Regions from separate parts of the Homo sapiens genome. Here region 1 is linked to region 2. Evidence: chromatin contacts called from ENCODE Hi-C data. All regions are on one chromosome and are shown on one strand. Each heading gives the region's core, a stretch centred on a gene start or an enhancer-like site at or near the end of the contact. The rest is flanking DNA. Distances are from core to core; before and after follow the strand shown.

Region 1 (3,217 bases), core at 71-2,570, 220 kb before region 2:
TGGCACAGGCCAAATCTAGACAGTGCTGTGATACCCCGCCCAGGACTTGGCAATCGTGAAAGCTGGTTGTGTGTTGAGATGTGGTTGCAAACATCCATGATGATTCTTGAGAAGGGCAGTCGGTTTCCCGCCAGCGTTTCTACGTGTGCAGATTGGCAGCTTTCCTGCACTTGAGCTGGGTTCTGTAAATGTCAGGAAAAAGAATCTCATATTAGATGGGGATTCTAGCACCTCAGTTCCCAGCTGGCAAGCTCAATTCAGCCCAAGAGCGACCTTGAAAATTTGGTAGGCTTGAGGAATGGCTTAAAGCTAACACAAGCAGTTTCTTCCTCAAACATAAAGGCTAGCAACATAAATTTTAAAGGTGGAAATTGAACTTGCATAGTTCTTACCATTGAAAGAAGATTTTAGAAGGTTTAAGGATGCACATGTCCACACCTGCACAAACCCCGATTCTGTTCTTCCCGAGGCCCGTCCGGGTCCTGTTGACTCAGTAAGGAAAGTTTCCTGAGGCTCAGGCTGCAGGAAACGGTGTGGAGATTCTGCTATTGGTAGTTTTGTTTTCATTTCGTGTTTTTCTTGCCTTGATTTTTGAGACAGTGATGTAACAGTGAACATGTTTCTGTGGACCTTGCTTAGCAGAGGCTTAAGTCAGGGATAGACGCCGAGGAACCCGAGAGAAGGGGAGCAGAGGGCTGGGCTGGAATGCTGGGGCGAGAGGCTTCAGGGCAGTGCTGGGTAGATCCCCTGATGGCCTGCGCCCCCTCCCTCATTCTCTTCTCGCAGAGCCATGGGGCGACAGCTGCCCCCGCCCTGTCCCTGTGAGTTCCCCTCTGCAGGTGCCCTCATGTGCTGCAGAAGGTGGGGTCTGACTGTAGGCCACGGACGCTGTTGGTTTTAACTTTCTTGCCTTGCCAAACAAAAGTGAAACAGAAGCGGTTCCTCGCTTGCCAGGACGGTTCTCCAGCGCACCGTGCCTCCCGCGGTGGCCCTGGCCTTAGCCGGGCGCAGAGGGCGGTCGTGCCCTGTGGTCCCCTTGGTGGTCTGTGTGCTGTCCTGCATGGGGTCGGCAGCTCTGCTCAGCGCTGTAACAAATTTAAAAAAAACTAAAGTTTGAATTAATTAGTTTTTTTTCAACTTGTTACAGCAGCGAATGGAGCTGCCGTGGTTCGGTGTAGACTGCAGCACAGTGAAGGAGCGCCGAGGAGAACATTCCGCTCTGCCCACATCGGGGTGTGCGACGTCCGAGAAGCTGCGGCTCGGGAGCGGGTGGCCAGCACCGCAGGGAACCGGCCTCTGTTTTACTTTCGTTTCGGTGAGCGCTGCTTTGCTGAGAGCCAGCCCCACAGCAGGGTACACATTAGAAAAGGGCCACCCGCCGAGTGCCATCCCGTACAGACGTGTAGGGTGTGGCCTTGGGGGCCTGAGGGTCCCATTCTCCAGTGAGCCAGGTCGCTCCACAGGCCCAGAGCTCGCCAGAGACCAGGTCTGTCCCTGTGAATCAGGGCCCAGTTCTGCGTTTCCTATTGAAGTAGAACGTTGCTTTTACAATTCCCCTTTCTCAGTTGGGCACCACTTAGAAAACACTTAAGAAGAATGCGTGACAAATTATAAAACTTCTTAAAGCCACTGGTATTCTACAGACTTTCATCTTATAGCCAAAGACCCAATTAAAGGATGAGCTGATGGGTCTTGGCCTCTGAGATCTGCTAGAAGGAGTGATTTTGAGATTTCCATCTCCAAAGAGCAAAGTAAGGGTTTTTGAAATAGAAAAAGCAGTTAATCATAGAGTATGTTCTTAGAGGTAAGGATTCTGTTCAAAGGTAAGAATTACTTTGGCGGACAGTATTTTGAATACAGGAATTTCATGATGCAAAAAGGGAGTTCAGTGCATTTTCCACCAGAATGAAGAAAATCATATGCAGGTGGAAGTTTTAGGTTCGTGTTCAGGGTTACACTTCAAAATGTGTTTTAAAATCACATACAAGGCCGGGGGTGGTGGCTCACGCCTGTGATCCCAGCACTTGGGGAGGCTGAGGAAGGGGATTGCTTAGGTCCAGGTGTTTCAGACCAGCCTGGGCAACAAAGGGAGTCCCCGTCTCTACAAAAGAAAAAATTAGGCATGATGGTGGGTGCCTGTGATCCCAGCTATATGGGAGGCTGAAGCAGGAGGATTGCTTGAATCCAAGAAGTCAAGGCTGCAGTGAGCTATGATTGTGGCACTGTGTTCCAGCCTGGGGGACAGAGCGAGACCCTGTCTCAAAAAAAAAAAATTGGTAAAATGAAGTCATAGAGGCAAACTTTATTATTACAGTTGGCCACTGGGGTCTCAGAAGAGGACACCCCGCCTCGCCTCCTGGCCTCCACTGCGTTCCTCCTCTCTGGGCCCTCTCAGGAGCCCTCTCTGGGCTGATTCCCTCGCACCCTCTCAGGAGCAAGGGGCAGAGCTGATGAGAAGGCGACAGGGCTGGGTTTTAGCCACGAGGTCCATTTCAGAATTTATCTGCCGGAAACGTGAGGAAAACAGGAGAAGGACGGCCCGGGCCGCCTGATTGAGGCCCAGACACCAGACTCAGGATGGGGGGACTCCGGACAGCGGTGCTAGGGCCCCAGCGAGGCTGTTTCCCTGCCGACCTTCATTTGGAGACGTTGCTTGTGACACGCAAGTGTGCACCATGTGCAGCTGTCCTGGGAAGCAGCAAGGAACGCAGACGTTTCCAAAGCCGAGGCTGCTTTCTTGGTTGGCCCCATGGGACGTGACTTCCTTTGTGCAGGATCTTCGTGGAAAACATCTTTCTTTCTTGTTCCCCTGTGCTGCTGCGCACTTGCCTGTAAGGGGTTTGTGTTCTGATTAACTTCCACCCTTTTTTCCTAACATTTACATTCCTATTCCTCCAGAAACTATTCTAAAAGTGTTTCTAGGATGTTGTTTGGGATGCAGAATTACGAGCTACAATGGGGGTTCTGTTCCCTAGGCCAGCCAGGCACGTCCCAGCTGCTCAGGAGGGCAGCGTCTGTCGGGGCCTCCAGTCGGGATTCAGAAGTGAGCGTTGGTGCTGAGCACCTGCCTAAATCTAGTTGAGGAAAAGACTGTCCGGAGCCAGGAAGAAATGTGAGTTATACATGCAGTGAAAGAAGGGTCAGAGAGGGTGCCTGGAAGATCATCTTCAGGGAGAAGACGCTGCTTAGGGAAGCTGCCCACTTCGCTCTCACCCTT
Region 2 (3,312 bases), core at 798-3,297:
TCATCCATGTCCCTACAAAGGACATTAACTCATCCTTTTTTATGGCTGCATAGTATTCCATGGTGTATATGTGCCACATTTTCTTAATCCAGTCTGTCATTCATGGACATTTGGGTTGGTTCCAAGTCTTTGCTATTGTGAATAGTGCTGCAATAAACATACGTGTGCATGTGTCTTTATAGCAGCATGATTTATAATCCTTTGGGTATATACCCAGTAATGAGATGGCTGGGCAAATGATATTTCTAGTTCTAGATCCCTGAGGAATCGCCACACTGTCTTCCACAGTGGTTGAACTAGTTTACAGTCCCACCAACAGTGTAAAAGTGTTCCTATTTCTCCACATCCTCTCCAGCACCTGTTGTTTCCTGACGTTTTAATGATTGCCATTCTAACTGGTGTGAGATGGTATCTCATTGTGGTTTTGATTTGCATTTCTCTGATAGCCAGTGATGGTGAGCATTTTTTCATGTGTCTTTTGGCTGCATAAATGTCTTCTTTTGAGAAGTGTCTGCTCATATCCTTTGCCCACTTGTTGATGGGGTTGTTTTTTCCTTGTAAGTTAAGTTTGTTTGAGTTCTTTGTAGATTCTGGATATTAGCCCTTTGTCAGATGAGTAGATTGCAAAAATTTTCTCCTATTCTGTAGGTTGCCTCTTCACTCTGATGGTAGTTTCTTTTGCTGTGCAGAAGCTCTTTAGTTTAATTAGACCTCATTTATCATTTTTGGGTTTTGTTGCCATTGCTTTTGGTGTTTTAGACATGAAGTCCTTGCCCACGCCTATATCCTGAATGATACTGCCTAGGTTTTCTTCTAGGGATTTTATGGTTTTAGGTCTAAATTTAAGTCTTCAATCCATCTTGAATTAATTTTTGTATAAGGTGTAAGGAAGAGATCCAGTTTCAGCTTTCTACATATGGCTGAGAAAAGAACTTTTATCTCAGGAGTATGAATCCTTTTAAACTATTAGGTCCAGAGAGACAGTAAAATCAGGCAGCAGTCACATCACATACACCCCTTGACCTTATGCGTGCATCTCTTGAAACTGCTTGCTGCTGCTACAAGTAGCTATGAATCAATGTAGTGATACCACGTCAGACACTGTACCCCGTGCCCTGTACCCTACAGTTATGAGTCAACCTAGTGACATACACTGGACACCATACCCCATGCCCTGTACCCTATAGCTGTGAGTCAACCTAGTGACATGCACCGGACACTGTACCCCATGCCCTGTACCCTACAGCTGTGAGTCAACCTAGTGACATGCACCAGACACCTTACCCCATACCCTGTACCCTACAGTTGAGTCAATCTAGTGACATGCACCGGATGCCGTACTCCATGCCCTGTACCCTACAGTTATGAGTCAACCTAGTGACATACACTGGACACCGTACCCCATGCCCTGTACCCTACAGTTATGAGTCAACCTAGTGACATACACCGGACACCATACCCCATGCCCTGTACCCTACAGCTGTGAGTCAACCTAGTGACATGCACCAGACACCGTACCCCATGCCCTGTACCCTACAGCTGTGAGTCAACCTAGTGACATGCACCGGACACCATACCCCATACCCTGTACCCTACAGCTGTGAGTCAACCTAGTGACATGCACCAGACACCTTACCCCATGCCCTGTACCCTACAGCTGTGAGTCAACCTAGTGACATGCACCAGACACCTTACCCCATACCCTGTACCCTACAGTTGAGTCAATCTAGTGACATGCACCGGATGCCGTACTCCATGCCCTGTACCCTACAGTTATGAGTCAACCTAGTGACATACATTGGACACCGTACTCCATGCCCTGTACCCTACAGTTATGAGTCAACCTAGTGACATACATTGGACACCGTACTCCATGCCCTGTACCCTACAGTTATGAGTCAACCTAGTGACATACACTGGACACCGTACCCCATGCCCTGTACCCTACAGCTGTGAGTCAACCTAGTAACATGCACCAGACACCTTACCCCATACCTTGTACCCTACAGTTATGAGTCAACCTAGTGACATACACTGGACACTGTACCCCATGCCATGTACCCTCCAGTTATGAATCAACCTAGTGACATCCACTGGACTCCATACCCCATGCCCTGAACCCTACAGGTATGAGTCAGCCTAATGATGCCACACCAGATGCTGTTACTGGCATCCTATAGGTTAATAATGTACAGCCAATCACTCGGCACTGTTGTTTCTGTAAACCGACAAGAATTCCTGACAGTCAACTTGCTGTCAGCCCACTCCTCATCCTCTTCTTTTGCCTTTAAAAACCCACTTGTGGCCAGGCGTGGTGGCTCACACCTGTAATCCCAGCACTTTGGGAGGCCGAGTTGGGCGGATCACCTGAGGTCAGGAGTTCAAGACCAGCTTGGCCAACATGATGAAACCCTATCTCTACTAAAAATACAAAAGTTAGCCAGGCATAGTGGCATGTGCCTGTAATCCCAGCCACCTGGGAGGCTGAGTCAGGAGCATTGCTTGAACCCAGGAATTGGAGGTTTCAGTGAGCCGAGATTGCGCCACTGTACTCTAGCCTGGGTGACAGAGTGAGACTCCATCTCAAAATCAACAACAAAAAAATAAAAAAATAACCCCACTTGTAACTGCTGCTTCTCAGAGCATATATTATCAGAGCATATACTCAGGGCAACTTGAATCTCTGCTCCCAGCTGCAATCCTCAAGCTTGGCCCAAATAAACTGCCTACTTATATTAACTTTGCCTCGGATTCTTCCTTTTAGGTTGACTATCTGGTATAGTCTGCAGGATTTAGAGTGTCTTCCCCTGACCACACGGTGTTTCTCTCTGAAAGCGGCACTTGGTACCAGCACAAACTCTGTCTTCAGAAGTCCCACCAGGTGTTTTGGGTGAGTTCTCCTGAAATTGGGCCTCCCACTGAAACTAGCCCAGTTGTCCCATAGAATTGCTGTTCGTGGTTTCTTTAGAATAAACATAGAAATTGACATTCCCAGTCTTAAAACTTGAGAAACTTACATTGGTCTTACCCGAGTTTCTTTCTCAGGGCACCAACTATCAGGCCTCCCGGATGGTATCAAGGAGCTCAAACTCACCAGGTCACCACATCTGGACAATGAGAGGCCAAACCCCTCACCCGCCATGACTGCCTAACCACCCACCTGCTGCCTGTTGACTGACTCCTCTTCCTTATCCCTCCCTAGTTCCTGTTTTCCTGCATGTAAGTTACATTTCTTCCCTGCTATATAAACCCCTAATTTTAGTCCGTCAGGGAGATGGATTTGAGACTGCTCTCCCATCTCCTCAGCTGCAG

What was found. A loop is a pair of places that touch in the nucleus more often than their neighbours do. Pooled maps may share reads with other maps.
Region 1: a loop to region 2 is called in a pooled map, with 2.4 times the contacts of the local background. The contact joins two enhancer-like sites. A Hi-C loop is called at or near these places in 3 of 168 maps with a recorded cell type or tissue (CD4-positive, alpha-beta memory T cell, CD8-positive, alpha-beta T cell and naive thymus-derived CD4-positive, alpha-beta T cell) and 6 of 50 pooled maps.

Annotation. Positions count from the first base shown.
Region 1 is chr10:482,879-486,095 of GRCh38, reverse strand. The region is part of intron 2 of DIP2C (disco interacting protein 2 homolog C); the gene reads left to right. Among named protein-coding and RNA genes, the nearest start is that of DIP2C-AS2, 140 kb to the left of the region's middle. Within about 2 kb of position 1,320, at least 19 of the 41 ENCODE cell types and tissues checked have a DNase peak (open chromatin) inside an H3K27ac peak, as active enhancers do.
Region 2 is chr10:263,111-266,422 of GRCh38, reverse strand. LOC107984191 (a long non-coding RNA gene) reads left to right here. Exons shown (of 4, transcript XR_007062029.1): 2 at 2,765-2,890; 3 at 3,046-3,219. Among named protein-coding and RNA genes, the nearest start is that of ZMYND11, 130 kb to the right of the region's middle. RefSeq lists an enhancer at 956-2,155. Within about 2 kb of position 2,047, at least 2 of the 41 ENCODE cell types and tissues checked have a DNase peak (open chromatin) inside an H3K27ac peak, as active enhancers do.